2 separate regions of the Homo sapiens genome follow, and region 1 is linked to region 2. A link is a contact called in ENCODE Hi-C or POLR2A ChIA-PET data. All regions are on one chromosome and are shown on one strand. Each heading gives the region's core, a stretch centred on a gene start or an enhancer-like site at or near the end of the contact. The rest is flanking DNA. Distances are from core to core; before and after follow the strand shown. Region 1 holds the start of SLC35F4 (solute carrier family 35 member F4). Region 2 overlaps SLC35F4 (solute carrier family 35 member F4).

Evidence for each region. Hi-C counts contacts between places; a loop is a spot of excess contacts on that map. ChIA-PET counts read pairs that join two places held with the same protein, here RNA polymerase II (POLR2A). Pooled maps may share reads with other maps.
Region 1: a loop to region 2 is called in a pooled map, with 2.7 times the contacts of the local background. The contact joins the promoter of SLC35F4 here to the enhancer-like site in region 2. A Hi-C loop is called at or near these places in 1 of 168 maps with a recorded cell type or tissue (DLD1) and 1 of 50 pooled maps. POLR2A ChIA-PET finds 5 or more read pairs at or near these places in 1 of 52 experiments (OCI-LY7).

Annotation. Positions count from the first base shown.
Region 1 is chr14:57,864,536-57,867,725 of GRCh38, reverse strand. SLC35F4 (solute carrier family 35 member F4) reads left to right here and starts at 1,634. Exons shown (of 8, transcript NM_001306087.2): 1 at 1,634-2,003. The coding sequence starts at 1,901.
Region 2 is chr14:57,745,280-57,748,652 of GRCh38, reverse strand. All of the region lies in intron 1 of SLC35F4 (solute carrier family 35 member F4), which reads left to right. Among named protein-coding and RNA genes, the nearest start is that of SLC35F4, 120 kb to the left of the region's middle. Within about 2 kb of position 1,397, at least 2 of the 41 ENCODE cell types and tissues checked have a DNase peak (open chromatin) inside an H3K27ac peak, as active enhancers do.

The DNA.
Region 1 (3,190 bases), core at 385-2,884, 120 kb before region 2:
CATTTAAAATTATATGTGATGAACACATTTTACCATGTGCAATACATGCATTTGATATAATTTTGCCACAGAAATAATAAAACTAACAAAAGTGTGCTGAATATTATTTCACGTGGGGGGGGGTGTAAAGGCATAACGCTTTCATTTTTGCTTTATATGGCTAGCTCCCCATCACTGCACTAGTGTTGGTTTTTCCTTTTAGTTCCTTTTGACCTTTTAGCTCTTTCCACCCTTCCATCTTTCCTAGCCCAGAAAACAGGTGTAGGAGGAAATTGGTTTCTTTATGAACTCTCCTTCCAGCCACAATAATCTCAGATTGACTCCACTCTCAAGATCCCGTGCTAAGCTTTGTGTTTGGATGAAAACCCAAAACATATTGTAAAATTTAATATTGCGTTTTCATATGCTTAAACCTAATTTACCTTTTAGAAAAAAAATTTGCATATTTCTTCCTTCTTAAGGGCCCACACACAATGTGGAAAATGCTTGGAGGCAGGATGGTGTGATAGGTTCTCTGGAGGTTTCTGAGAGGGGCATTGAAGTCGACTTTTGTTTCTCTTTTTTTCTTCTCCCTAAGCTTTAGTAATATGAAACCTGGCAGGGATGTCTTAAGCCAGCTCTGCACGGAAGGTGGACCTAAATTGCCTCTAAGCTGATGAGCTGACCCTCCCCTCCACTAACCCTCCACCTCCACCTTTTCATTTCTGAGATGAAACTTTGAAAATTATTATTATTATTATTATTATTATTATTATTATTATTATTATTTGCAGGAAGCTGTGTCTGCAGACTATGAACAGAGGAATCGTCTCCACTGCTCACTGACCCTAACCCATTGGGTCTCTGGCTAAAGCAGAAGAGTCCCACACCTGAGGGGAGGGTGTTCGCTCTGAACACACAGCTTCAAGGATGTTCTGCTCTAATGGAAAGGCTCTAGACTGTAGCTAAGACTTTCACTCGTCCAGATATTTACAGTTTGAAGGACTTCCCTCCTGATATTTTTGGCAATAAAGGAGAAAATCATTTCTCCTCAGAGCATTTGAAATTGGAAAAATAAACGTGCTGTGTGCAGCTGAATCTTCTAAGCCTTTGACATTTTTCAGTGGCAGGATGGAGGGTCCGTATGGACAGTCAGACTTGAGCGCTTGAACACTTACAGTCTTTGCGTCTGCAAAACCTGGATAATCACTCCATATACCACCTGCCGGGAACTAATTTTCTTGTCATTTCATAAAAAAAGATTCCCAGTCTTCTAGACAAGTTGCAAGGACTGACTAACGCGGGGGAATGCTTGCATATCAGCAGACCAGAGGTGGTGTAGACGCCAAGCGTGGACCGAGTCCCGGGGCGCCCCAGAAGTGTCTTCTCCCCGAGCGACAGAGTTAATGCCTCGCATTAACAGCTATGAGTCCCTCTTGGGTTTCTCCCACTCCCAACACCCTTCTCTGAGCCCCTGGCCACCGTCGCCTTCTCCTCTCGCGCCCCACTGACCAAACATCCCTTTCATCAGGTGGGGTTGGGGTGTCTAGTTTTCGGGAAGGATCGCGCAAGGGTTAATGATGAAAGCTGGCGACCAGGTGGGGCGCCCACACCCGCCCCCGGCCACGGTGGGCGTCGGAGGTGAGGGGGCGCTATTCGGGCAGCAGTGCTCCGGGTGGCGCGCGGGAGAGCTGCCAGGCTGACGGAGAGGCCGGCCCGAGTGGGGGCCGCTCCGCCGCCGCCGCCGCCGCCGCCGCTGTGATGCGGAGCCGGTGCTGCGCCGGGCGGTGGAGTCAGAGCCCGGGCGCGGGAGCAGGAGCTGCAAGATCAGCACCAGCGGCTCCGGCACCTGCACCAGCTCCCGGGCCCCGCGCTGCGCTCTCCGCCCCGCCGCACTCGGGGCCGTCGCCCCGCGCTCTCTATGGATGTCAAGGCGGCCCCCAACGGGGTGGCCACTATCGAGGACCGGATCCTGCGGATCACCGGCTACTATGGCTATTATCCAGGTTACTCCAGCCAGAAAAGTAAGACGCCGCGCGGCTGCCCTGCGCGAGGCGGGGAAGGGAGGTGGGCGCGCAGGGGTGCCGCGGGGATGCGGACGGGCGGGCGCGCGGTACGGACACCTGCAGCCCTGCGGACGCTGTCAACACCGCCTTCCTGGCGGCGGGGACCCCCCGGGGAGAAAAGTATGTCCGCTGTCCTCGGTGCTGAACCGTGAGAGGGCAAGGGGCCCGGCTGGGTGCGCCCAGGAGTTTGGAAACAGTCGTAGCCTTGGGGGGAGGTGCGGAGGGGACCTGGTGAGCGCTCCTGACCGCCGTTGGCCGGCTCACCCTGGTGGATTTACGCCCGGAGGAGGCTAACATGGCTGTTCACTTAGCGGAAAGTCAGCCCTAGGGGATACATGCCCCGAAAGCCCCTACTGCGTGCGGGGCGCTGGGGACGCAGGCTGGGGAGGCTCGGGGGTGGGGCTGGCGGGGGCGGCCGACCCAGACGTGGGTCCCGGCGCTGGTGGGGTCAGCTCGTTCACTCCGGGCTGTTGAGACGCTGCCAGCGCGGGAGTTACTCCGGTTACAGTATCTTTAGGAGGTTCTTCACCCTGGGAAGAGAAAAGAACCTGCTCAGGTCTCCGAGCCCCAGAGCTTGGAGCCAGAGACCCGTGCAAAAGACTGGGGGCGTGGGGGGGGGGGGTCTGAGAAGGGGAGGCGACAGGGCCACCCGCCCCCGCCGCACGTCGCGGTCACCGCTTTCTTCCAGCTAAGCGAGGTCATGCGGCGTGGATGCTTTCACGTTTTTGGACCAGTTTTGGTGGGAGGGCGATGAGGTGTGCTCTGCTCGCAGTCCCCCTCCCCCAGTACACAAACCCACTAGCTATATTTGCTGGGATTAGTTCTACTGGCGACTGAAGTGCAGCTCATTTTTCTTCGAATTGGAGGAGTAGCTGCGGTTTAGTTTCTATGCAGGTGGGCTTTCGCTTTTTTCTTTATCAATGCATTTCTGTTGCAACAGATGAAGCTTAATTGATGTTTTTGCCGTTATTGTTGTCAGAAGCTTGGAAGCTCCTAGATGCATTTCTGATACGTATTTTTCTATGACATTTGGGGTGCAATCAACATTACAGTTTCTGTGATGCGTGGGACCCACAAAAATTCCGGCACAAAGACAAGAAAACACTATTTTTTCATGTAACTTTCTCCCCTACCATGCTTCCTCT
Region 2 (3,373 bases), core at 148-2,647:
CTAGACAGAATGCTGAAATAAGACAAAGGTTCTCAAAACTTAGTACTGTATAAATAAAAATTTCTTTGGTATCTTGTTAAAATGCAGATTTCCAGATCCAGTCTTTGGCATCTCTGACTCATGACTCAGCTGTTGTTGAGTGAGGCCCTGTTTAAGCAATACCTGGCCCCCACTTGCAGATGATTCTGATGCAGGTGGTTCCTGAATCATACCTTTAAAAAAAACCCACTGTAGCTATAAAAGGGTAGTGTGAGGGATCCCTGTATTGAAACTGTTCTATATCTTGACTGTGGCGGTAAATATATGAACCTATACATGTGATAAAAATTGAGTAGACTAAATACACACATACATACACACCATCTGGATTGTCAATATACCATGGAAGCAGTCCCAGAATTCAGTATTTGGGGCTCCAATAGTCTATATTCTTGATTTTTCTAACCTACCAGTGAAAAACTCAAGACAGTTTTTCTGTATTAAACCAAAAAATTAACCAACTGCTGGCTTAGTCAAGCTGGCTTCATTAGATTTCTATGATGTTTTCTTGGTCATGTATAGAGTTCTACAACTTGAGCCTAAAAATAAAATGCTTTCAATTTTCCATGTGCAGGCACTCCATCATTTTTAGTTAAGTGGATGGATTAAATGTACTGTTTAAGTACACTGGGGAAAGTAAATGCTCCTAAAAGTGAATTGCTTTCTTTACTGAAATAGACTTTTGTTCTTGAAGCCTAGGCAAGACATTCTTTTCTATCAATAATTTAAATCTAACTAAGAACATTCAGGGATTTTGGGCCTCTGCCTTTGGCAGCTGTCATTTTCATGTGAATATGTCAGCTTTTATACAATTAACTTGTATATAATTATGCAAAAAGTAGTTGGAGTTGAATATTTAATGACATCAAGAAATTACTATAAATGTTTTTAGGTAGCATAATAGTATTGCAGCTAGGTATAAGAATAGAATTCTAATCTTTTAAAGAGATATTCTGAAGTATTGATGGTTGAAGTGATGTAATGAAATGAGATTTGCTTCAAAATAATCCAGAAGCAGGGAAGTAGTTAGCAGAATAGATGGAGCAAGATTGCCCAAGGGTTGCCAATTGTTGGAGCTGGATGGTGGGTACATTAGGGTTCACAATACCATACTGGGGGTTCATCATACCCTTTTCTTTACTCTTGCATCCTATTTGAAATGTTTCATATGAAAATATTTTTAAAAGGTAGTCAAAATTAGAAACACCCTTAGTAATATACTTAAGACATAGTCCAATCTTTTGGTTATGTTTATTGCAAAGGTAGGCTAACCCAGCAAATACTTCACGTTTTCATTCAATTTGTCACTGAGTCTCTTATCAGTCCCTGATGGCATGAAGCCCAGCAATGCCCAGTGCAGTAAGCACGTGCCCTCTAAGGCTCTCAACTTTATGACTCGAGTCTTTTTATTTGCGTGTATCATAACAGCCAGGCCCTTTGTTCTGAGATAACCTTCAAAAGAGCAAGACAAATATTTTAGGGAGTACTATTGCTTACATGTTTATTTCCTTTTTGTTTTGTTTTATTCCTCAAGATGCTGAATGTCCCAATGGAATGGATACTGTATATTTTTAAAAATCTCAGTTCATGTAGAAAAAGTGAACTATCTCAAAAACTTCTGTGCTTAGGATTTCTTCCAGGTTTCTTTCCTGTGTAGGGCAGGAGATGGCAGGTAGATGGCCATACCTCAAAGCCCTTACTAATGGACTTGAATCCAGACATGTGGTCCCAACTGCACTCTTTACCCTTTTATAACAACCATTCTGTCGTTTAAAAAACATATTTTCTCTAACTTTGCATTTCTGGTTAATAAATGGTAGCTTGCAGAATAGCTACCCCTTGAGTCATTTTGAAAGTGTACAAAGCTTTTGAAGGCAAAAACAACCAATCAACCAACCAACCACACACATACCACAAATACAACAAAACACAAGAATCACTACAATTTGTCATTTTTTTGCACTTTTTTATTTTTAAAAACTTTTTTTAACAAAGATATGACAAGAAAAAACAATTACATACTGATATCCCTCATGAAATAGATACAAAAAATAAATATATTACCAAATTGAATACAGCAATGTATAAAAAGGATAACACATCATGATCAATTGGAGTTTTTTCCAGAGATGCAAGGTTGATTTACACAGAAAGTCAATTCAATGTTACCCACATTGTTAGCAAAGAGAAAAATAATATGATCATTACAAAAAATACAGAAAAAGTATTAACAAAATTCAACCACTATTTATTATGAAAAGTCTCAGTAAAATAGAAACAGAAGGGGACTTTATCAACCTGATTAACTTTCTCAACCTGTTAACACTACAGTTAACATCATAAACAATGGTGAATCATTGAGTACTTTCTTTTTTTTTTAATTATACTTTAAGCTCTGGGGTACCTGTGCACAACGTGCAGGTTTGTTACATATGTATACATGTGCCATGTTGGTGTGCTGCACCCATTAACTCATCATTTACATTAGATATATCTTCTAATGCTATCCCTTCCCCCTGCCCCCCACTCCATGACAGGCCCCAGTGTGTGATGTTCCCCACCCTGTATTCAAGTGTTCTCATTGTTCAATTCCCACCTATGAGTGAGAACATGTGGTGTTTGGTTTTTTGTCCTTGCGATAGTTTGCTGAGAATGATGGTTTCCAGCTTCGTCCATGTCCCTACAAAGGACATGAACTCATCCTTTTTATGGCTGCATAGTATTCCATGGTGTATATGTGCCACATTTTCTTAATCCAGTCTATCATTGATGGACATTTGGGTTGGTTCCAAGTCTTTGCTATTGTGAATAGTGCCGCAATAAACATATGGGTGCGTGTGTCTTTATAGTAGCATGATTTATAATCCTTTGGGTATATACCCAGTAATGGGATGGCTGGGTCAAATGGTATTTCTAGTTCTAGATCCTTGAGGAATCGCCACACTGCCTTCCACAGTGGTTGAACTAGTTTATAGTCCCACCAACAGTGTAAAAGTGTTCCTATTTCTCCACATCCTCTCCAGCACCTGTTGTTTCCTGACTTTTTAATGATCGCCATTCTAACTGGTGTGAGATGGAATCTCATTGTGGTTTTGATTTGCATTTCTCTGATGGCCAGTGATGATGAGCATTTTTTCATGTGTCTGTTGGCTGCATAAATGTCTTCTTTTGAAAAGTGTCTGTTCACATCCTTTGTGGACTTTTTGATGGGGTTGCTTGATTTTTTCTTTTACGTTTGTTTAAGTTCTTTGTAGATTCTGGATATTAGCCCTTTGTCAGATGGGTAGATTGTAAAAATTTTCTCCCTTTCTGTAGGTTGCCTGTTCACTCTGAT